Linked DNA regions of Mus musculus: all the other regions are linked to region 2. A link is a loop called in an ENCODE intact Hi-C map of the cell type or tissue named here. Cell type or tissue: heart. All regions are shown on one strand.

Evidence for each region. Hi-C counts contacts between places; a loop is a spot of excess contacts. Peaks named below come from ENCODE experiments on the same cell type or tissue, not always from the same donor. Only the 100,000 strongest peaks of a DNase experiment are listed, where the experiment ranks them.
Region 1: it touches region 2 in a loop (3-fold over the local background); 2 of 42 quality-filtered maps call a loop at or near these places.
Region 3: a loop joins it to region 2, with 6 times the contacts of the local background. A loop is called at or near these places in 19 of 42 quality-filtered maps.

Annotation. Positions count from the first base shown.
Region 1 is chr12:113,147,079-113,155,078 of GRCm38, reverse strand. It overlaps Gm30599, which reads right to left. Exons shown (of 2, transcript XM_006516447.4): 2 at 6,961-8,000. The coding sequence ends at 7,219. Crip1 (cysteine-rich protein 1 (intestinal)) reads right to left here and starts at 3,067. Exons shown (of 5, transcript NM_007763.3): 1 at 2,926-3,067; 2 at 1,704-1,798; 3 at 1,567-1,624; 4 at 1,415-1,461; 5 at 1,200-1,304. The coding sequence starts at 2,965. The coding sequence ends at 1,421. In heart, a CTCF peak has its summit at 6,528 (motif pointing left); DNase peaks (open chromatin) are centred at 2,528, 3,118, 6,508, 7,398 and 8 weaker places; H3K4me3 peaks cover 3,019 bases; H3K27ac peaks cover 3,669 bases.
Region 2 is chr12:112,872,097-112,880,096 of GRCm38, reverse strand. It overlaps 1700127F24Rik (a long non-coding RNA gene), which reads left to right and starts at 4,271. Exons shown (of 6, transcript XR_873068.2): 1 at 4,271-4,484; 2 at 4,707-4,823; 3 at 4,935-5,035; 4 at 5,397-5,953; 5 at 6,963-7,030; 6 at 7,212-8,000. In heart, CTCF peaks have their summits at 689 (motif pointing left), 4,339 (motif pointing left) and 6,368 (motif pointing right); DNase peaks (open chromatin) are centred at 2,376, 3,506, 4,336, 6,406 and 3 weaker places; H3K4me3 peaks cover 3,090 bases; H3K27ac peaks cover 1,585 bases; H3K27me3 peaks cover 7,693 bases.
Region 3 is chr12:112,951,247-112,959,246 of GRCm38, reverse strand. Gm26583 (a long non-coding RNA gene) reads left to right here and starts at 4,958. Exons shown (of 2, transcript XR_381995.2): 1 at 4,958-8,000. It also overlaps a transcript of Brf1 not described here. In heart, CTCF peaks have their summits at 773 (motif pointing right) and 3,222 (motif pointing left); DNase peaks (open chromatin) are centred at 757, 3,226 and 6,616; H3K27ac peaks cover 3,004 bases.

The DNA of each region.
Region 1 (8,000 bases), 270 kb before region 2:
TGCCCTCGCTTCAGAGCCATGCTATACTGCACACCTTAAACACGAAGCGCCCTGAAAAGCACAAAGACTTGAGTTCTTGTCTACTGTGCCAAGGAACTCCTGATACACCCTTATGGAACTCTCTGCCGCTTAGGCTTCTTTGCAATACTATACACTTCCCTCACCTGACCTGCTCATTCCTACAGGCCTCTCAGGTTGCTGGAGGCCCAAGTCTACTCCAGTTGAGAGACGTGGATCTGGGCTCGAGGGGCTGGAAGTATGAGGAAGACAGGGGCCTTAAGGGTGGAAGACAACAGGGGAAAGTGAGTTTCTGCCCTTCACCCATACATCTCTTCCAGGTCCTCTGCAGGTCTGGTTGGACACCAAAGATACCCTCACCCCTCCTAGTAGGAAACTAATACCGAAGGTGGGCTTCTTCTACTCCATACTGTGGTCACCTCAAACACTATGGCCTCCACCTATTGAAATTCCAGAATCACCCAACAATACACACTACACTATACTACACTACACTGCAGACCACTTACTGGACTATCCAGCTTGTTCCTGCAGTGTAGGTGCCAAAGATGAACCCAGGCTAGACCAGGACACTGCTGAGACCTTTGTGACCTTGTTAAGTCCAAAGGGTTTTGAATGGCCAGTAGCATAGGGAAGGCAAAGCTGAGAGCTGCCTGGCTCTACAAGGGTTTCCAGAAAGCCCTTTCCACTGTCACCCTCAAATCCCATTAGAGCACTGGGTCACCCAGGGCACTCCTGTTCAGGGAAAAGGTGTCTGGGACCACGCTGAGCAGCTACAGAGCTCACCCACAAGGGTGCACTTCTGGGGACAGGGTGGGGTTGCAGGAAGTGAAAATGGAATAGATCAGGAATCCACACAACTCCCTCCCGAAACAGCTCAAAAAGGGAACCAAAGCAGCTCCCACTGATTCACCCTCTGAACTGCGGCCAGCCCCACCTACGCCATGTTCCTGCTGACCCCGACAGCCAGGACCTCACCCCAGGCCAGAACCACTACAGAACCAGGCGACAGGAACTTTACGGATCCTGAAGTTGGATGTAGGCCTGAAACTGCACCCCTCAAAGGGTAGTGGGCACCACTGCCTGCAGCAGCAGGAAAAGCAGTGCCCTGCATCAGGCCTGGGGTTGAGGCTCTCACTGTACACCCCTCTATCACACATCAGCAGACAAAAACACAGGACTTCCAAAGATCAGGTTTATTAAAGGCACTGAGGGTTCCCGAGAGCCCTGCTGTCCGGGGGTAAGGCCTGGCATGTGCCTGGGCGGGCAGGGAGAGTTTCCACAACCTGTAAGAAAGAGAGACAAATGTGAGCGCAAAGTTTTGTTATTTACTCTATTAGGGATGACTCTGTCCTGTAAACTGGTGGACTGGGTGGGATTGGAGATGGGGCTATACCTCGGTCTACTTGAAAGTGTGGCTCTCAGCTCCACCTCGCCCAAAGCCTGCCAAAGATAAAAAGAGGATAAGATAAAAAATAAGGATACTGACATGTTGGGAAAGGAGGCCGGCACTGGGAGGCCCGTTAGGGAAGAAGTCCGGCAACATACCTTTGGGCCCAAACATGGCGGAGTAGCAGGGATGATTGCAGTAGGGCTTGCCTTCATGCTACAAGGAAAAGAACAGTAGGGTTTACCTTCACCCCAACTCCTATAGCTCCTCCCTCTGCCCCCTAACGGCCCCTTACCTCAGCATGACCCCCAGAGGTCAGTGTCTTTCCACATTTCTCACACTTCAGGCAGGGACGATGCCAGTCCTTGCCTAGTGAAGTCACTCGCTCAGCTGCAGAAGCACAGATCCACTGTGAGACACTGGAGTCCCTGCAACCCCTCTTCAGCTGCACAGACACCCACACTTCATTCTTTCAATGTGGCAGCCCACCCTGTGTCCCCAGAGACCACTGTGCTCCAGAGAGGGTTAGGGGCAACTATGGTGCTCTCAAGCCAATCCCACCTCACAAACCAGAAGGGTCACCTTTTTGGTGGGATATTTTCTTTTAGGTTGTTTTTTGTTTTTGTTTTGAGACAGGGTTTTCCTGTGTAGCCCTGGCTGTCCTGGAACTCACTCCGTAGATCAGGCTGATCTTGAACTCACAGAGATGCTCCTGTCTCTGCCTCCCCGGACTAAAGCACTGGGACTAAAGGCGTGGGCTACCTGGCCACCCACCCATCCCGGCTCATTGGTGGGACACTTTTAAGTGTCACCATAGGGATATGACCCCCGAGGGCTTGTAGAGCTGGAGAGGAGGAGGCCTTCAGACTTGAGAGTGGAGGAGAACAAGTCTGGAGGATCTAAGGTTAGGTAAACCCAGTTAAAGTCCTCTGACCTCTGCACTAAACCTGGGCACACCCTTCTCCTCAGCAGGGGCAAGGGGACCTCTTAGTCACGCACTATCTCATAGAAGCCCTAGGGCGCGCAAACAGCAAGAAAACGAGCACCCGAGATCGAACCCCCCGGACGTGGTTTTGGGCGTCTGTTTCTACTTAGCATTGGGAGGGGCCACCCTAGTCCCGCGTTCCTTCCTATCCAGCAGGGACCCCGCCCAAGGCGCACAGACAGAAGGCGGGAGAGACAGCAGGATCCAGAGGCCAGGGTCACAGAGAAGGGGAGACCCACAAGCATGGGAGTCACAGAGACCTGGAGACCCAGAGACAAGGAAGCCAGAAGACCGACCCAGAAACATAAGAGCGAGTAGGCACAGATGTCGGTTCTGTTTAACACCAAATTGTCCCACCCTCAAGCCGCGGGCAAGATCTATGGGTTCTATCCCAGGCGATGCCCTGGACTCTAGACAGCCAGGTCCACCTGAACAGCCCAATATTGTCCGCCTCTGGACCACGCTTCCGCGTACCGCCTGCAGTACGCCCGCGGGCATGTGGAGAGAGGTTGGGATACCCAAGCGTGCTCACCGAAATACACCTCCTTGTCGCACTTGGGGCACTTCGGCATGGCGGTACCTGGTCCTGCACAAGTGGCTGCAGCTAGAAGGAAGTAGGTTGCAGGCTCTGGACTGGGTGGCGCCCGCCTGGTCCGCGCTTTTCAGGGACCCCGTGGCCCTGCCCTTTAAGGCCCCGCCCCCGCCCCACCCCCTCAGTCCGGGACTTGGACCCCTGGGAACGCTGATCCAGGCCGACTGGCCAAGAATGGTCATCTGGTTCATACTCGCCTCCGGCAAGATAAACTGGCCAAGGGCCATGCAGGGGTGCGGAGTCTTCCCGGGACCCTCTAAGCCCAGCGGCTCCTGCGGACCCAGGCCCCGCCCCCTGCCTGGGGCAGGGCAAGTCTCCGGTCTTGAATAGGGGTCGTTGAGTCCTCCCCTCGAAGGACCAAGAGCTCTGTCTAGCCTAGCGTTTTTTGCACCTGCAACGGCTAGCTGGAGACCGGGTAAGCACAGGAAACTTCTAAAGTGCAGATAAAGTGGGACGTGGTGTGTTTGCTTGTCCTACTAAAACTGGTGAGGCCAATCTGGTCTCTAGGGTGAGACCCTGTTTCAAAACACACGTGCGCATGTGAACACACACACAAATAAAGCGCAGAGAGACACAAATTAGCATTCAAGGATTCTGCACATATTTTGATGCTTCTTCGGAAAGAGTTGAGGACATTCAGAGTCTCAGCCTTGTAGCCCAACTCCTTCCAGCCTTTCCCAGATCTAACCCACGCAGACGCCAGGAGGTCCACTCTGGCTAGCCGCATGTGAACACCCTGACCTTTGGCAGCTGACTGGACTGCAGCCACAACTTCACCGGGGAACTCAGAAGAGGGGACTCCCATCCAGAAAAGCCCATCCTGCCACAGGAACTACAGACTCTAAGCTTGAGGACCTAACAACCTGAGGTTGGAGACTAGAGGTCAAGACAAGGAATTCGGGTGAGGCCATGCCCAGGCTGTTTCCCTGGTGCCTCGAGGCACAATTGATGAGTAGTCCTTATCTCTGGGAGAAGTGCCCAGAGCTCAGCGGTCCAAGTCCACTGCCCAGCTAAGGAGGAGGCTGAGCCGTGGTTGGTACCAGGTAGAGAACAGACTAAGCCTACAGTAAATATGGAGGGCTGGGAGGTTTCTACTGGCCTGAGCTTCAGAGTAGTTTGTAGGCTTAGTGGGGGTTAGGGGTTGGGGCTCTCTGATCGTTGCCTAGCAAGCTGACGATGCAGTTGCTGATAGCCGGACATTAAGTTCTCACTGTTCAGCCCTGACTGACACTCCTGTCCACACCCACCCATTTATCTGTCTCCAGACCTAGCTCTGGGCAAGGATCAGTCAGGGGTATTTCCATCTCCCTGGCCACTGCTGGGGTAGGGAGTCAGAACTCTCAGATGGGATTAGTGTTGCACCATGGGTCAGGGACTACCCACAGTTGCAAACGCAGCCCCTCTGGAACACTACCTTCCTCCTAGGGACCCTAACCTGAGGGTACAGCTCTGTCCCAAACTGGAGCTCCACAAATGCCCAGCTCTACAAAGACATTCTGAAGCTCTTCACTACCAGCTGGGGGCTCCAGAGCAGGGGTGAACACAAGCCCTACAAGGATAGACTTCCATCTTCTAGCCTATCATTACCTAAGACCCACCTAGAGGCCTGGATTGGCATCCCTGAGTGGTTTCTGGACTTAAGGCTGACTTTGCTCCCCCATCCACACCCCCAGGCCATTTCTTGTAATCTTTCAGTCTTTCTGTTAAAAAAAAAAAAAGGACATATTTCTATAGCTCCTGACTTAGTCTACAAAGGAGAGGGGAGGGGGAGAAGCATCCTATGGGCAGAGGTTCCGGAAGGGGAGATCTGAGCAAAGCCCTTGGTGATATAAGGAGAGGCCAGAGAAGTCCAGGACCATCCGGAAGGGTGGTGTCCCTACCAACACAGATCCCTGGGGCCTGACCACACACAAAGCACACTACCTCACTGTCCGTGGAAGAAGCCAACTGCTGCCTGCCAGGGGTGTGCACTGGGTGGAGGCACAAGGCACCTGGCAGACTGCTTCCTCTCTTCTCTGGGGTGTGTGTGTGTGTGTGTGTGTGTGTGTGTGTGTGTGTGTGTGTGTGTGTGTGTAGCAGAGGCTGAATGCTCGGATGCACATGCATATGCTAGGACCTGCAGGCATACCTGTGGGATGCATATCCTTTGGGGTGGCTCAACCTCCTGTGAGTGGTCTCTCTCTCAAAGCAAATAGCTATGTTTCTACGTATCTGCACTCAGGGATCTTGTTTTGGTTTGGTTTGGTTTGGTTTTTCCTGACAGGTTTCACTGTGTAGCCCTGGCTGTCTTGGAACTCACTCTGTAGACCAGGCTGGCCTCAAACTCAGGGACCCACCTGCCTCTCATTCCTAAGTGCTGGGATTAAAGGTGTATGCCACCACTACCTAGCTAACTTCCTACCTCTCACCCAAGAGACATGTGCTAAGTAAGGCAGGTGGGTCAATAACCCGGTCCACGTTCCTTCCATCCATTGCCCCTCCCAGAGATAGGTCCTCCTCCCATCCCTAAGTCTAGCCCCAACCCCAAGCCACAGGAACCTTCTTGGCCTTCCAGAATGTTGTTTCCTGTTGCCATGGTCACGGGAGGGGTGCCAAGGCAGGGGCCAAGGGCTGATACCTTCTTTGTTGGTACACAGCAGTTTTTTTCCAGACATTCCATTCAGACGTATCCACTTAAAGACACAAAGACATAATACAAGCTGTGGCATGGCTTCATAGGCCTGTGATGGGCTAGAACCATGCCAGAGACTGAGGCTACAAGAGCCTGATCTACAGAGCCAGACCTTGTCAAGAAATAAAGAAAAGGAAGAATGGAAGGAAGGAAGAATGGGAGGAAGGAAGAGAGGGAGAGAAAAAAGAGGAAAAGAGAAAAAAGTCGGGGATGGTGATGAAGAGACGGTAACACCATCTTGTTTGCTTAGCTCACAGCCCTTCACTCCCTCAAAAGTCACATCTGCCTTGGAAACGCTCGAGCCTGCTCTTAGCCTGAGAGCTCTTTTTCAGTACTTGAGGTGGAAGCAAGAAGATTCAAAGCTAACCTGAGCTACATAGATTATTTAAGGTCAGCCTGGGCTAAATGAGACTGACTCAAAAAATAACAAGAACAACAACAGGGCGGGCAGTCGGCTGGGGTTGGGGGTTGGGGAAGAAACTCTTCCGAAGCTTCCATAGTGCCTGCAAATGCCCCGCCCGCCCGCCAGCCCGCTGCTGCTACTGCGCCTCTAGTCAGACCTCTAGCCTTAGCCCTCTCAGGCGAGGCACAGCTGGTGTCAAAGCCCGGCCAGCCTTCCTGAGGACCAACCCTACACTCTCACCTGCCTCTCTTATCCCAGGCTATCCCTGGAGGAGGACGACTGACCAGGACTCCTGGGCTAAGTGAAGGCCTGCTGTGCTCTGCACAAGCACTCAAAGGGCACACGGTGATCTCTCCACTGCTTGTGCCAGGACAGCATAGAGACTATGGGGGAGGGGAGGCCACAGAACCATGATCTATCTGCTCAAGCCTTCTCTGTACACACCCATGCGCCCTCCACTGGCTGGGGAGCCACACCCCGAGGCCAGCCAGAGAAGGTAGGTAGGGCTGATGACCACTGAGGAATCTCAGAACCCACTCCCACTAGGAAAACTCAGCCGCTCAGGGAAGGGAGGGCCTCTGCAGTGTTGCAAAAACGACCTTTATCTACTAGCTCTCCTGGTACCTGGCTGAGGGTGTGGTCACGTGTGGAGATGTCCATCTAAGGGGTGGAGGTCATCTGAGCCTGCCCTATGTCCTCTGCTCTCTCTCAGGTACATATGCTGCCATACACACGTTAGAGAACATGCTGAGCCCAGACACACACAGCACAGGCCTCCTTAGGGCCCACCCTCCTCCTCCTCCTCCTCCCCCTCCTCCCCCCTCAGACCAGTGGAAGACATTTACAAGTTCCCAGGGCCTATTTTCAGCAGCTTGTCTCCAGGGACCCCCCCCCCCCCCCGTCTGGCACAAGATCTGGCCTTAGGGTAGGTCTGCAGGGATGGTTGACCACAGTCAGAAGGCATTGAACATTGCTTCACAGACAGGTTCCTCCACCCTTCAGGCCTTATGCCTCAGGCTTAGGCGGACAGCAATTAGATTCCTCCTTTTCCAGAAGTACACATCATAGCCAGGAAGGGAGCCATAGACAGTGGAAACAGGGTCCTTAGCCACCCTTCTCTCAGTAAGACTGCATTCTCTACCGGGGACCTATTATCTGGTCAGATGGGGTACCCTGCCCCCTGCCTTCCCTGAGGCCTGCCCTGTGCCCAGTGTCTGCTTCCTGGAACCAAAGCCCAGGAAGAACCGCCTGGAATTCCAGTCTCTCCAAACCAGCAGCTGATGGCCTGGAGCCCACCCCCGCAGTCAGTCTGGCCTGGGAAAAAGGGCTGCCCACACCTGGCACCCTGGGCTCCGGCCAGCCCGAACTGTACCCGCTCAATAGCCAGAGCACTAGCACATGGTGATCCTTTTGATACCCTGCCCACAGGCTTCAGCCAGCAGCCAGTGAGCAGGGCCAACCATGTCAGATCTAGAGATAAATGGGATCTGCTTGAGGAAGACTCGGGCAGAAGGGTTCCCAGGGCCGATGCAGGAGAAGCAAGGCTAGGCAGGAGGGAGGATGCTAGGGTGTTGGCCAGATGATCAAAGATTAAGGTATGTGGGGAGAAGGAGCCATAGGCTGGGCACCCCATAAAGAAGTCCAACTGAGTATACTGGTAAACAGAGAGGAGATCAGAAGGCCTGGTTGGAGAGTGCAGCAAGGCTAGATAGGTGGGTGGTGGTCGCGTGGAAGGGCGCGTCAGGGGAACTCCTGCAACTAAACTGTGTAGAGCAGCCTGGGCTGCGTCTCCTTGTGAGGTTCTGGACTCGGCAGAACTTGGAATGGAGTGAGATGGTCTGTTGGCATCTAGAGTCATCTCTGAGTCTAGCTGTTTATTTGGGAGATAGAAAAGCTCAGGGCACTCTCCCATAAGGGTGGATGCCAGACAAAGGCTTCTTA
Region 2 (8,000 bases):
GCACAGGCCTGGCACAGCCAGTGAGGGCCAGAGCCAGGCCACACCTGCCTCTGCCTTCCACATTGATTACAGGTTCCGAATCTGTTTAGATCTATGTGGAAGACTAGGCGTGAGAGGGAGATTAGCCAAGAGTCAGGCAGGAAGACACGTGAGACCTCAGCTCATGGCAGGAAGGACACCACTGCCTGTTGGAGGGTTGCAGCTGCGCATATGTCTGCTATGAGGCACTGAGTGTGAGCACTCCATGCAGGCTTACCAGGGCCATGGAAGGGCCAGGGTTCTAGAAAGAAGCTCTAACTGCAGAGGTCTGAGGCCCCGGGCCTTTTCTTCTCTGTCACCAGCACACTCAGTGTTCATGGAGGAGACAGCAACACCCTGACTCCTCAGGCTCTGAGCTGTTGCTCTTCTGGTGGGTGAATGGCTGCTGGCTGAATGGGTGTGCACAGAATCGACCACCATGACACTCAATGTTCAGGAGGGTGGGCTGCTCGACAGAACAGAGAAGCACAGAGGGACACGTCCATGCTCATCATTCTCCCAGGAAATCCAAGTTTAAAAATCAAAGCGGGGCTGGTGAGATGGCTCAGTGGGTAAGAGCACCCGACTGCTCTTCCGAAGGTCCGAAGTTCAAATCCCAGCAACCACATGGTGGCTCACAACCACCTGTAATGAGATCTGATGCCCTCTTCTGGCGTATCTGAAGACAACTACAGTGTACTTGCATATAATAAATAAATAAATAAATCTTAAAAAAAAATCAAAGCATCAATGCCAAAGTCAGTTAACAAACCAAGAGGGTATCTGTGATGGGTGTGTGTGTGTGTGTGTGTGGGTGTGTGTGTGTATGTGTGTATAGATTCACCCTTCACCAGTAGTAGGTGACCTTCAAGAAGCTCTATAGCTGGAAATGATGTTACTTGACCATAATCTCAGGATTCAGGAGATGAAAGCAGAGTCAAGAGTTCAGAGTCAGTCCTGAATTCATAGTGAGTTTGAAGCCAGTCTGGGCTTCCTTGGAACCAAATAACCCTTATCCTAGAGACTGGCTTCAGTGGCTTGGTGTGACATGGACAGTGAGCCTTGTGGGAGACCACTGTAGGAATCTGGAAATGTCCAACATGCAGGGATAATTCCTTACACAAAGGTCCCTCCTGAAGACCAGAGGGAGGGTCAGGCTACAAGGGGCGCTTGAGTGTTGCTCCTCTGTTCAAATACCTCTCATGGCTCCCAGCTGCCTCCTGATGATGCTAAAGCCCAGTCCCCACCCTGTACCCCATTTCTCCACCTGAGGATTCCATACATTTTTTCCTGGTCCACCCTTGTCGCTCTCTACTCTCTGCCTTTTAACTCAACCCAGAGGCCACACCCCATGTGCACTTCCTGCCTCTCCCTCCTCTGTGCCCTACTATAACCACGATGTCACCCATAATTCCTGTTAAAGGATCTCTCTGAGGGGTACTGATCCATCCAGTGCTAACCCTGAGTCTGCACGCAGATGGGTCACACGATGGTCGGCTTGTGTGAAGGAGGGGACAGCTGGGAGCTCAGTCCACTAGTTTTCCTACAGCTGAGCCCTCAAGCCCAGGGAGGCTATGTTCACCTCAGGTTACAGCAGGGTTGGTACGACTTAAGTCAATGATGAAGGTTCTAGAAGGGTTTGTGGTCACATGAGGGATGAAACACACAATCCTAAAATATGCTTCTTCGATCACCATGCTTTCAGGTGCTCCCAGCACCCACCACTGGCCTCCTTCCCCACAGTCTGTGCCTCATGCAGGAACCTCTGAGTTCCTGGGCTCTACAGCCTGCTTCCAGCTCCTCTTCCATCAGAACTATAGAGAAACTCCACTAAATTCTCTACCCAATAGTAATCTCAGTTGGCCAGTCGGTCGCCTTCTGCAGCCATGAGCTGCAGCAGCCACCTGGCTCTAGACACCTATAATTTGGGAGATCAGTCTCCGAAGCCTTGCCCTAGGCTAGCCTAGCCACTTTCCTGAGGGTCTGTCAGTCCATTGCATCACGTTAAGTGCCAAGCCTGCACTGGCTAGGAACTGGAGCACGACTTAAGGGTTACAGCCATCGGAAGGGCTCCTGGCAGGGTCCAGTCCTTGCTGAAGGGATCCTCTGCCTCTCCAGTCAGCAAAGGCGCAGCACAGACCTGAGACAGCCTATGAACCCCGCCCAACAGCACCCCAGCCTCGCCAGGTATGCACCGGGCCGGGGGCGGACGCTGGAGCGCGGTCGGCTGGGCCCGCCAGAACAAGCTCAAGGACCGCGCGCACAAAGGCGCATTCCGCCGCACCCCTGCTCTCTGCCCCACGCTGTCCGCTTCCCGCCTGCCTCTCTGGGTCTCTCCCCGCCTTCGCTGGGGGTGTGTCGCGATCAGGGTCCTCTCCTCCCCGCCCTACCCCCAACTCGGGCGCCCTACCCGGCGGGCGGCGCGCAGGCGCGGGCTTGTCTGACCCCCGTGCTGGAATCTGCTTGCGGGCCCCGTCCCACCCCCCTACTCCATTCTGTCCCGAGGGAGTCAGCGGCCACGAGGGACCTGGGTGGCTCAGGAGTCCTGCCACATAGTTTTTCCGTTCCCTGGGAAACTTCCTACACCCAGTAGGCCCTTTTAGGACCCCTTCTCCCGGGTTGAGAGTTCCTTCCTTGTGTCCTTCTCACCCCCAACCTAGGAGGCAAAGGACCCCGTGGAGTTCCTATTCTGAGTTTCCGCAGCAGACGCTCTACTTGAACGAACATGGCAAGACTCTCGCACTCGGTGGCCAGGTAGACACTGGCGGTAAGGACTGACCAGGAGTGACAACACCAACCCGAGGCAGGTAGCCCACAGAAGCAGCGAGGCTCACCTCGGCTCAGTCCTCCAAGGCTCTAAGCAATGCCAGATGGCTTCCGTGGCTCGACTAGAAAAGCGTAGTGAGGCCACTTGGAAGGATGGAGTAAGTCCAAAGCCCACTCCAACCACCACAAGTGTGGAAACAGGATATTCATTACTGTCATTCTATCCAGTAAATGGGGAAACTGAGGCAAGTGATCTCTCCAGATGGCTGCGCATCTCAGGAGCTCCCATAACCTCTGGAGACCACCTCTGGTGGACTCCGGAACTAGCCCATCCCCTTGGGTTCTGAGACGCTGCCCTTGTCTTCCTGGGCTTAGAGGGTGCCTCTCCTTCCCTCTAGTCGATCCCATGTCCCAGGATTAGTTGTTGAGAGAGATTGGAGATAGGCAAACTACCACCCAGCTCACAGCGACCACGAGAGAAACCGTACTAGAAGAGTCTCGGATTTCCTTGTCTGGCTGCAGCCCTGACCGGCATCAGGCTGCACATTGGGTAGTAAGGAGTCAATCACTGCTGGTGCTAGAACTCCAAGATAGAGCCAGAACTCTAGGAGCCAGAGTTCGAGAGCCTGGGGAGTCGAGACTAGCCCCGCCTCCATCTTGCGCCTGGGCCGGGCTGGCAGGGTTTGGGCGTGGCCCGCTAGCTGGAGTTGGCCGGGATCAAAGGGCGGAAAGCGGGCCTCCGCCCACACCCACTGAGACAGGAATCTGTGGCCCAGGGGGACAGAATCTTCAGCCACATTCCGGGTGCCCGGGGCCCAGCAAGGCAAGGGTGGGGCGGAGCTGGAGTGCCAAGACTGGCATCACGGAGCGTGGGAAAGACTGCGCTACCAGCACTCAGCTCCAGCTGCCTGGGAGGCAGGCGGTAACTTTTGCCAGATCCAGGCGGTGGCCTTGCCCAATCTGGCTGCCCTGGATGGCATTAGGCAGGAGGGTCAAAGGGGGTCCACACTGCCAATCCAATTCCTGCCTGTTGTACTGGCTCTGGGCTGGTAGGGCCACAGTGGGGAGGGGGCACTGTTAGGTGGGCATTCTACAGTTGCATCAGGCAGCAGGGGTTCTTTATAGGAGTCGATGGAGTTTTGCAAACTCTCCTCCCGCTGAGTAATAGGAACCTGCCTGTAAACAGCAGCCCTGAAGCCCCTGTACTGGCTGAGGATAGACCCCTGGTCCCAGGGTCCAATTATTGCTTCCTCACACCACCATCAACCTCAAGGTCAAGTAACATTCCTGGAGTCATGCAGCAAGCTGGACGCAAGCTAGACACAAGCTGGTTCAGGGTAAACTTGGAAAATTCTGAGGCCCAAGTCTTCCAGCCCTAAGTGTCAGGACCAATGATGTCCCTTTCTCTGGCACGTGTCCTCAGTGGGAGAATGGCATCACAATACTACCTCCCTGAGTCGTCATGATGATGTGAGGTCCCAGCCAACACTCTGCCTCCGGAGCCCTCTCTGGCTCCAAGAACATGGTCTCCCACCTTATCTGTGGAGCTGGGTGCCCCCTGGTGGCCGCAGTGTTGACTTAGGTTTTAGGCTAGCTTTCCCAGCCTATGTCCGCGTGCCAGAGGAGGCCAGCTGGTCTCATCACTGCTCGTCTGGGAGAACGTACTCAGCTTGGACCTTCGGGTGACCATGCTGAAGGAGGTGTGGGTCAGGCTGAGGTGTTTGGTCCTAGACTCCGTTTTCTATGACACAAAACTTGGGAAACCCACAGTGACCTAGCATAGGGGTTCTGGGACTAGACATTTATAGCCATCTATATGGTTTGGGACATGAATACGTGGGTAAGGCTTTGGTGACTAATGCATAAGAGCATGCACCTGTGCCTGTCTGTCTACACTTAGTCTGACACTCTCTTGCTCCCAGAGCCCAGAGCATCATGATAAAGCAACTGAGCAGCTGCTGAGGAGGTTCGGGAGAGGTGGCTCCGTAGGGGCTCCTGTGGTTTGCTCCCAGAAACTGCGACAATGACACATTCATCAGGTATTGTCCCATCGTGACATGGAAATAAAACCTTTTGCATAGATTGGTAGATAGAGGCACAAACCATTTGGTAAAGTGGCTGCAATTCACTGCCCTCTTGGCTTTCTCTAGTGGCTGTTTTGTAGCCCTCACCTGGCATCTTTGGCAGAGATGGATTCCCCTACTCAGTGAGTGAGGGACTCTGAGGAGGTTGGCCTAGAAGAAGGAAAGAGGTTTGTGTGCATCTGGGGTGGGGGTGGGGGGAATCCCATCTCTTCCTGATCTTACCCTCCCTAGCCCAGCAGGCCCAGGGTAGAAGTTGTTGGGACCACAACGAAGCCTCCTGAAACTCCCCTGCAATGTGCTCAGAGGGTCCCTATGAGTCCAGTGGTTTGATAGGCAGAACTGGGTTCCCAGAAGGGAGGGAGTCGGGGCTGGTCCTATGGAGTGGTTAGGGGTAAAGAAGTTAGATTTAGTCTTACTCCACCTGAGTGCTTATGAGGCTCATCTTTCCTAGGGAGGGGACAGACAGAGAGGGGATCAATCGGGAATCTCGCCTCTTCTTGGTCTTGCCCTCTTCTCCCCTTGTCACAGATCTGTGCAAGTCATCAAGTCTCCAGTGTCACGAATAACTGGTTTCTGTGCAAAACTCTATGTTGGGAGGGCTGCATCTGGGTGAGAATGCATTACACCTGGATTTCTGAATCTGCAAATTGAGAACAATAGCAATCCGTACTTCACCCGGTTATTTTGCAAATACAACATAGGCGAAGGCTTGGTGCGCTCCTAGCATTTCTGCCTGGACATCAGGCTGCGGTCCGCCAGACGCGCATGTGCGGGAACCTCAGGAAGTCAGAGCGGGTCACTCAGGTTCGCTCTAGACAGCGAAGGCGGAGACGAAATTCTGCCCTTTACCTGCTGAGGCTCGCTCAGGGGTTGTGGACTCCCCCGCTGACGCCTGGGCAAGCCCCAGCGTGCTCCACTCTCCGTAGGGTATGGGTGGGAGTGGGCTCTTGGCCCTAGGCTGCCGGACGGCCAAGAGCTTACCCAGGAGGCGGAGGAGAAGGGGGGTAACCTAGCTCAAGGACCAGAGGCATGTGGAGCAGGTCGTGGAGCAGATTGTGACATTCCCAGCGAGAAGAGACTGGCCTGTAAGCTCCAGCTCAAAGGGCCGCGTAGGGGCTGGGGGCGTGGGGGTTGATACACTCTGGATCCCAGCCAGAAGGAGCAGCAAGTTTTAGGATCCCGGATGAGCAGGAAAGTCTCCCGAACGGCGGAGGCTGGGGGAGTCTTTTTTTTATCTGCAAGAAAAATCGCTATCCATGTGTGTGTGTGTGGTGGGGGCGCAGGACTGTGGGAACTTTCAGAGGTGATCCCACGGAAGAGTTGATAGCAGAGCACTGACAGTGCTGGGGACAGAAGCAAGCCTTGGAAGCTGGTTGAGCAGGTGTCACACACACCCATTTGTGCTCCCCATCCTGAGGCCGAGCAGACTTGGGAAAGTGGGCTGGAGCCAGGCAAGGAGCCCTCCGCTAATCTATGAGCATGTGCAAGGACTGTCATAGCCACCAGGTGGCAGGCTGCCAGGCCACTGTTGGAAACCTAAACAGATTATGTCTTAGGTCTGTCTGTCTGTCGTTCCGCACTACACCACCTCTTCCGGGTAGCAGCCTCATGGGGTCACAAATGAGGACAGAGAGAGCTTATCAGACTTGGTAAGGTGGTGTGGTGTGGCTGGTTAGGAGAGCAACTAATGAAAGGTCCTGCATATTGTGGTCATCAGGCTGGACTGCGCCAGAAAGACCTTCCTCCTTCAAAGTTCAGAGTTTACTCAGAATGTTTCCACCAAAGGCTTGAACTTGAGCTGAGCTCAGAGTGCCCATGGCAGGGTCTCTTGGATTCACCTTTCAAGTGTGTGATGTTGGGGTCAAGAGAAGCTGAGACCCCTGTGTCACTCTTACACCCACTGGGCCGACGATCTGGTGTTGGTGGGGGTCTCAGTGAAGACTGCGTGTCTAGAGGAAGCTGAGGTGAAGTTACTTTGAATCAGCAGAGCTTCCAGGGAGTGCTGGGTGTGGGCGCGGGCCAACAAACAGGGCTTGGTGGACAAGGAGCTGTCAGTTCAAGAGCTGGCTAAGGGCTGTGTTCATTCACGTACAGGGCTGCCGAATGGCTGAACTTCAACCAGACCTGGAGCACCTTGTGAGATGATACCCGAGAGGAAGAAGGTGGGACGAGACGGTGACCCAGGCTGCCCCTCCATACCTACATGAGGGTGGGCAGGCAGGGTGTGTGACCTCTCATACCCCAGTCACATCCTCTCAGGAGTATGGCATGGCTGTTCTGGTGTCACATGAGGGAGGGACAGTCACATATGGTGTCTTCACAGTTCTTTATCTTCCCCTCTAGGGACGCAGGAGCTACTGGGCTGGAGGGCTCCTTCTTTTCCTTCTCTGGTGTTTTCTTTGTATCTTTGCCCCCCAGGATTTGGTGAAGGTGGATAGAAAGTTGCCCAGAAGGCAGACATGGTCGCTCATGGCTTTAGTCCCGGGACTAGGGAGGTAGAGGTGGGTAGATCTCTGTGAGTTCGAGGCTAATCTGGTTGGTCTATACAGTGATTTCTGGGATAGCCAGGGCTATATAGTGAGATCCTGTCTTTTAAAAAAAAGTTATTCATAGGATGCATTTGAGATAAATGGCAAACATCTCCCCTTTCCCCATAGCTGGGGGGTGGGAGACTGAAGGGGTGCTATGGGGGTGGTGGCAGGCAGCTGGGGGCTGAGTGTCTCCTCAGCTGATCTCCTAGGAACACAGTCACCACTGTCTTCATCTTGTGCCTGTGTGAAATGCTTAAATCCCCCCAATTTGTAGAAACACAGCCCCCCTTTTTTATAAGCCTCATATATTCTCATCATTGATATATATCAATATATACAACATATATATAGGCAGGTGGTGAGTGTTCCCAGGTTGTTCAACCCTTTGTTCCCAGGAGATGGTGGTAGCCTAAGAAGCTGCCAGGTCCGGACCAAAGAAGAGCTGGCCAGTGGTTAGCCCAGAAAGAGGTGACATGAGACCAGAGCTCTAGGATCTGAGCAGGGGTTGTGGGTATCAGCCAATTAAGGGTCTTTGGGGACTGAACTCTGAGAGGCTACATCCCCCAGAAAGACCTGGAAAGCTTCAGGGACCCCATTGAGC
Region 3 (8,000 bases), 79 kb before region 2:
AGGCCTGAGGTGGTGAGTTGTGGGGGCCAGGCCTGAGGTGGTGAGTTGTGGGGCCAGGCCTGAGGTGGTGAGTTGTGGGGGCCAGGCCTGAGGTGGTGAGTTGTGGGGGCCAGGCCTGAGGTGGTGAGTTGTGGGGGCCAGGCCTGAGGTGGTGAGTTGTGGCGGCTGCAGATGAGTGGATGGTCAGACAGGTAGGAAGTGATTGTGACGGAAAGACTGCACGATGCTTTGGGATTGTGTATGGGGATATGGAACCAGGCTCAAAGGCCCTTCCCAGAAGTGAGATCACAACTGTGGTAGGGGAGAACAGTTTTAGTATGTTTGTACGTTTTTATACAGCAGGACTTGCCTGTGGCATGGAGAGAGTACAGGGTGAGGGGTGGGAGGTGGGAGCTCAGGAAAAAGAACCAAGTGCCCTGGGAGGAGAAGTGGGAGGAGGCCTGCTCCCCAGCTGTGCCTTGTCTGCCCAGGAGCCAGCAGGAGGAAAGGTCTGGAAAATGGAGCAAGGGCCGGGAAGGCTGGAGCGCTCTTGTAAGGTAGTTAGATGAGTTGCTCACTACCACGGATAGAGTTAGAACACAGGGGTGTAGGGAGGTGGACAGTGCTGAGTGAGGACAGTCCGTAGGAGATAGGTGAGTAGCAAAGTGTGTGTGTGTGTGTGTGTGTGTGTGTGTGTGTGTGTGTGTGTCCTGAAATGTGGGACCTGGGTTGGGGAGAGCCGGGTGTTGAGGAGGAAGGGCCCAGTAGGGGGCAGCCGTGAAATGGGCAGGATGCTTCTGAGCTGAGGTCATAGCCTTGTGTGTGTCTATGAGCAGCACTAGTGTGAAGCTCAAGGAGCACTGGGTCTGGATGACCCCACTGTGCATGCAATTAGTCCATCTCTGCCTGCTTTTTCTGACTGGGGTTATCACAACAGAATCCTCCTGCCTGGGGTCTTCTCAGAGTGCAGAGCAGTGCCTCAGATAGCCTCCTGGGAAAAACTAGTCCTTACCACACTGGACCTTAGAAGAGGGAATTAGGAAATGAGGGAATCCATTGGATCCTGGATTCTAGACTGAGACTCTGTGTGGTATGCACACTTGAGTGCTGAGCAGACAGGATAGCTTATATCTCCCAGCCTCCTCTGCCTTCTGTCTTCCTGCCAGGAGGAGGGAGGTGCAGGGGACACTACATGTATGGTACACTATCCAAGTGTCTTGCCAGCCCCCTAAACTGAGGAACCTAGTACTTCATGGTTGCCACCATCCTCTGCAAACTGAGGATCACTGGGGCAATACAGTAGCAGTCAGCAAGGTTCCTGTAAACCTAGACATGTGAGGCTTGGCAGAGCGTGTTTCTGTCTTTAGAGGGAACTGGGCCACAGAATGAGAAGTTGCAGCCGTGCAAGGCTGTGAGGCACTGTTCCCACTTGGAGCTGTTCCCTCCTGAGCTATTGTACCCATTGAGAAGCCTGTCCAGCCTGCCCTGGACCTGGGTTCTCTGATCAGGTGCTTTGTCCTCTGTACACTACTGAGCAGGAGTGGAACAAGCCCTGTGTGGGGTGGGGTTGGGGCACTCCTTTTATACATAGTTAGAAGGTGGAGACTGAGGTTTGGCCACATCCTTTGCCCAGATACCTGTCTAGGACCAGGGGATGGATACACCTTGACAGTGTGAGAGAATACATGGAATGGGCATGGATCTAGCTGGATATATCTTTGCCTCTGTAATACCTCTAGATGGTAGGTACCCTACAAGAAACTCCAGAGACCAGGGAAGCAGGGCCTCAATGGTGTTAGTGAGGAAGTGGAGTAGTGGGGTACGTGCATCTTAGGATACCTGTTAGACCCAGAATTTCTCTCTGGCCTCCCTTCTAAGAGGTGTAGAGCAGGAGTTAAGTAAAGGGAGACTGTTTGGTACCTCATGGAGATTGCTTCCTGCATGATGGATAGCCTGGGTTCTAATTGCTCTCTTCTCAGCATAGAGCAGTAGAGCTCTGGGTGCTCAAGTGTGCACACCAGACAGGGTCCCAATCTAAAACCAATGGACTCCCTCTTTCTCTCTTTCCCTTTTCCAAGGCCAACTCAGGAGCTGTGGACAATGGACTTTTAGGCAGTAGCTGGAACTGGGTCTAGGGTGGTTTCTTGGGAGTCCTTCCAGTCTAGTGAGCCAAGCCTGGGCCAGCCCCTGGAAGACCTTGACTTTAGTGAAGAGATCCATCAGCCCCTAAACCCTATGGATTGCTATAACCTTAATTTGCTGTAGGCCCCCAACCCTGCAGCCCCACAGCCCCCTCCTCTGGGCCTATGCCAGAATCCTACCTAAGTCAGTGTAGCGGGGAGTGTCTGACTTCCTTAGCCCAAGTCTTAGGGTGTAACCCAAATCTTGGGCCTCTCTTGGGCACAGAAGAAACTTTGTGCTCGCTGGGACAAAACACCTGCTTGGCTTTTCCCCACCCAGTCTAGCCCATTTCAGTGACTGCTGGGGTGGGAGGCACCAAGGAAGCCTCCGCACGCACCCCAGAGTGAGGGGTGGCTGTACCCAGGTGACATACGTACACAATACAGGTTAGTGTTGCATATGGCTATGGTGCTGTCTGTTGAGGGTGCCCCCACTTTCACCTGTTGGGGCTTCCTTCCTGTCCTATTCTCTGCACCTCCTGAAGCTTGTGTGGCCCTCTGCACCCGCATCTGCATCCTCCAAGGGTGCAGGGGCCCATCCATGGGCAACAAACAGGCTAACTCAAAAAAGCCCTGTATAGCCCTGCCTGGGAGCACCCTAGAGGAGGTAGCGTGCTCCCAAGTTCCTAGAAACCTGCTTATCCCTGTCAGTGCTGGGGTTTTCATATGACCTATAAGGTGGTGTGCCTTATCCCGGAGGCAAGCGAGCAGGAATCTAGTCACTCATGAGAGTGTACACTTAAAACAGTAGCTGCTTGAGCCTCCCCTGGTGGTCTAGGCCTAGATGGAGTTTAATATTCAGTACCATTGCTTTGTGAGTCAGACCAGAGCCCACAGCTAACAAGCTTTTTTTAGCTTATACTGCCCTGGACCACTAAACACTGGGGGTGGGGTGGGCGTGGGGGTGACAGCTAGGCAGAAATGGGGAAGGCACAGTGAAATGAAGAAGGCAGACCCTGGCACTGAACCTCAGAGGTACAGGACTTACTGATACATCAGTTATTTGCAGTGAATTGATGTGATTGGCCACAAGCCTGGGCTTGCACCCTCTGGTGGCTGTGTGCAGTACTACTTTCTGAAGGCCCTTCACTCTTAACAGTCAGCACAGATCAAGGGTGCGGTCACTGCTTGGGCAGTGCAGCAGACTGGCCCCATCACTGCCTCACCCCTACCCTGCAGTCCCATAAATAGGGGGTACCCCGAACCAGCCAAGCTTAGTGGGAGGACTGGCGAAGATATGAGCTAGCACACAGCTCCCAGAGCAACAACACATGTTCAAGGCTTTTTTTTGTCCTCAGGTTGTTGCCCTACAGTCAGCACCCTCCAACACAGTGGTTTTCAACCTGTGGACAGAACTTTGGGGGTGAGACGACCCTTTCACAAGGGTCACCTGAGACCATCGGCAAATACAGATATTCATGATTCATAATTATAAAATTTACATAATTACAAAGTTACAACTATGTAGTATCAATGACTATAATGTCTGTCTGGGGGTCACCACAACATGAGAAATTGTATTAAAGGGTTGCAGCATGGGGAAGGTTGAGACCCAGTTCTCTAACCCTTATCTCTACCCTGTCACAGGACTCAGCCACTCTGCAAAAAGTACCCTTGCCTCTTAGGGGACATTGAGGTATCAAGTCAGCTTTAGGTACAATGGTTGGGGGGGGGGTGTCTCCATTCAGTGGAGAGTAAGCTCTGCAGATAAGGATCTCCAGCCCATTGTGGGTTTTAGGAAGGATTCTTGGATAGGGGGCTAAGCCCCCAACATGTTCCTGAGCTCTACCTAGTGAGGTAGGCCATGTCTCCTTGGTGGTCAGAGCCTGTGTCCGTACCCTGAGCCTGAAGGGCTGACTGACATCCCTAGGGTGCCTGAGCTGGAGCAGGTTGGCAATGGGTGGGGCTACACTTGGCACCTGAAGCCTCCCCAGGCCTTCAAAGTGGCCGTGGGCAGTGTTAATGGGCAGACTTTATGGTTTTCCTGTTGGGAGAGGAACCTAGCTCAGGGGAACTATTGTCCCCAAACAATGGGCCTGGCTAAGACCCATGAGAGCAGTGGCCCCAAACTGGTGAGACCCGTCTCAACCATCACCCACTTTTTAAATCCTCAACTTGACCTTGGATCCAGCTTGTCCTGAGCCTCATCCTGCCATACTCTCCTTCCTGCTGACCCTGGCCGGGGAGGAGCAAAGAGGAACTCCAAGCATCTCCAGGAGCTTTAGTGCATAATGCACCTTGTGCCCCAGCCCAACTCGAAGGCGGCAGAATAGAGAGGGTGTTAGCAGAGGCACCTGGGCAGCAAAGCTGAGCGCCCATGCTAGCCCTGCTGCTTAGGTGGAGGCCTGGCAGGCCCAGAGGCCCCAGCTTAGTCCAAGGTTGAAGTCTGGAGAGAAGGCCAAGTTAAACTTGGTGAGCTGAGGGCAGATAGACCTCCTGTTCCCAGCACAGTAGAAGTGAGGCTGTGCTAGACAGCCAGGCAGCAACTTGGTAGAGTAGCATGCCAGCCTTCCTCTGGGAATAACAGAATGGGCTGGAGAGCTGGGAGGTGCCCTCCACAAGCTCGGTGTGGGGTGGAGAAGGCAAGGGCTGCTTCCAAGTAAGGATCTGGACAGGGGCTCATAGAGATGTGGAGAAATGGGTTCTAGTACAGTTATGTTTAGGGGCTTACAAGGTGGACAGGGTTCTCTGAACAGAAAGATCCAGGATGTCTGGGTGATGGAGGCCCGTGCCTCTAATTCCAGCACTTGGGAGGCAGAGGCAGATGGATCTTATGAGTTCAAGACCAGCCTGGTCTACACAGCAAGTTCCAGAACAGCCAAGGCTACACGGAAAAACCATCTTGAAAGTAAATAAATAAAATAAATATCTAGGATGATGAGGTGGAATCAGGCTTACCAGCCCATGGGGGCTTCTGGGGATGTTCCTGGCAAATGTGCAAACTTTACCAGCTCATTGACAGTGACTCAGAATGAGAACTTGGAGTGAGCATTGTCACAAGCTCAGGCTGTACACAGCCATATTCAGGCCAGACGGGACACAGGTGTTACACCCCTTCCATCGTGCTTTGCTTTCTTTGGACTTTTTTAAGTTTTAGATTTATTTTATGTGAATGTTTTGCCTGCACACATGAATGTGTACCACATGCATACTCAGTGCTTGCAAAGATCAGAAGAGGGTATCCGATCCCTAGAACAAGAATTGCAGGTCGCTGTGAACCATCGTGTGGGTTCAGGGGAGTGAATCTGGCTCACTCTGCAAGAGCAAGTGCTCTCAACCTTGAGCCATCTCTCCAGCCTGTTGCTGTGATTTTAAAATGCTGAGCAAACCCACCTTGGGGGGAAGAAAAAGGTTCTTTTGGCTTACACATCCTGGTCACAGTCCATCATTGAAGGAAATCAGGGCAGGAACCGTGGAGGACCGCTGCTCACCATCCTGCTCTCCAAGGCTTGCTCAGCTTGCTTCCTTAGATAGCCCAGCACAGCTTTCCCAGATGGCATGGCCTGCAGTGAGCTGTGCCCTCCCACATCAAACAGCAAGAAGATGCCATGTAGACATACCCACAGGCCAAACGTGGGGACAATTCCTCAGTTAACATTGCTTCTTCCTAGGTGACTGGTTGTGTCAAGTTAGCAACCATCACACCTTCTCCACTGGCTCAGCAGGCAGAGGCAGGAAGCCCTAAGAGCTGGTTTGCAGCTCGTATAAATAAGGAACTTTGTGGTGAACACAAGGCCTCTGCAAAGGAGAGCAAGTTTCTTTCCCCTGTAGACAAAAAGCCCACTCAAACATCCTGTCTTTCCCCAGTTTGCCACCAGCCTTCTGGATGTTGGGGCCAAGGGCCTCTCCTCCCCAACTCCAGCTCCCATTTTTACACACAATCTTACAATACTGAGCTATGCTAAGCAAAGGGTGCACCTCAGTGAAGGAGGAGGGGCAGTCTGCCAGGAGCAGCATACCTTGGGCTACTGTTAACAGTCCACTAATGCTCAGAGATAAGCCCAGGGAATGGGAGCGCTCAGAGTGGAAAGGGCTGGGAGAGACATCCTGAGGCCCTAGAGTGGGAGTTATGTAGGAGTTACACTGGGACATCTTCCTAGAGCCAGGCCAAAACAGGGCACAAAAGTCTTACCCAGAAGAGACAGGTCTCATACTTGGGATTCAGGAGGCAGAAGAGAGCACGTGAAGGTAAGGCTGATGGAGCTGTAGGGTGTAGTGGGGTGTGGGCAGGACCCCATGACAAGGAATGGCAAGGGTCTCTGTGGGTAGAGTGGGACAGACCAGTGGAGGTAAGCTCACGGCCCAGAAGCAGAGGTGTACCCTGCCTTGAGGGCCTTAGAGAAGCCAGTCTGTTGTGAGACCTAGTGGCCAGGCACACGTGCTGTGAAGGTAGGCAGGAGGACATGGGGCCAAGGCGTCCTCATGCTGGGCAACGGGTGAGTCACCACTGACCCGACGTCCTGGCGCCAAGGTGGGGGAGCCGGCCACTTTTATGGCAGGAAGCCATGAAGGCTGATAAAGGGCAGGGTTGGAAGCCAAGGGCTTCCCACTTCCTGCAGACTGAGTAGTAGGGCCAGGAGACCTGTGGGCATCTGCTTTTACAGATCCAGGTGTCTACAGCCTGGCCTGGCTGTCTCACAAAATAGGACACATTTTGTTCTATGACTTGTCTCGCTGGACCTTTGAATAGTGTGACAAGAGAGGAGCCAGTAGGTGCAAGGTATCTCAAACAGCTGCCAGGAGAAGGGTCCTAATCAGGGGCAGTGTTGAAGTGGCTAATGCTGGGCCAAGGAGGCAAAGAAGAGTGTGACAGGTGTATCAAACTAACCAGGCTACATCAGGACCGCACAGGTACCCAGGAGATGGGTCACTCACTGGAAGGGCACAGTAACCCAGTCTTTGCTGTGACTCCAGATGATGTCTACTGAACCCCACCCAAAAGTCCTGTCTATGCCAGCCTCTCAGTACTGCCCAATGAGTTCAGCCCTTCCTTTCTCAGCACTACCCAGTCTGCCCACTGACAGAGCCACAGAGGGATTACTTAGCCTGATCCTTGCATCACCAGGGCCAAACATCCAGCACTGTCTTCCAGGCACCATATCTTAAAGTCACTCCCACCCAGCTTCTGGGGCTCCGAGGCAGGTGGTCACCACAAGGCTGGGGAAGCCGCCTCCCAGGGCTGCCAACATAATGGCTTCAAACAATACAAAAAGTAGAGCAGGTGGGCTAAGAGTGTCTCATTACACCCCCTAGCACTCCAACATCCTTGTGCCATTCCTGTGTGTTGCCCTTTCCCCCCAGCACTGCCTCCTCCTTGGCCCCAGTCTCCTGCTGCTGCTGCTGCAGCAGCATCTTTTCTCTGCATCTGGTGGTCAGGACACGTTTCTTGCTTCCTTCCACTAGAGCTGAGTTAGAGCCTTCTCAGGTCTCAGCAGACTCTGAGGGTCCCTGTGTCCACTGCATCATGCTCTCTCTCTTTTTTTTTTTTTTTTTTTTTTTTTTTTTTGTGGAGGAGTAAAGCAGCCAGTGGGCCCGAACTTGTTAGGGGAGGGACTGCTTGCTAGTGGAGGGGAAGCAGGAAATGCTGCGAGCTGGGCATTGCCAAGGGAAGCAGCCCCATCTCTGTCCCGTCTGCCTGGGGTCTGCCAAGACTCCAAATTAGCCATCTCATTCCATCCAGGAATGGAGATCTGTCCCCGTTTCCCCACATTTATAGCCTTTGCCCCCACAGCTGCCATCTCTGTCCCTCCCCAATGGCTCTGTCATTCTGGGACAGCTGAGCTCTTCCTGACAACTACAGCAGATGCCTGCCACGTATTCTAATCACAGCTCTGTGGGCTC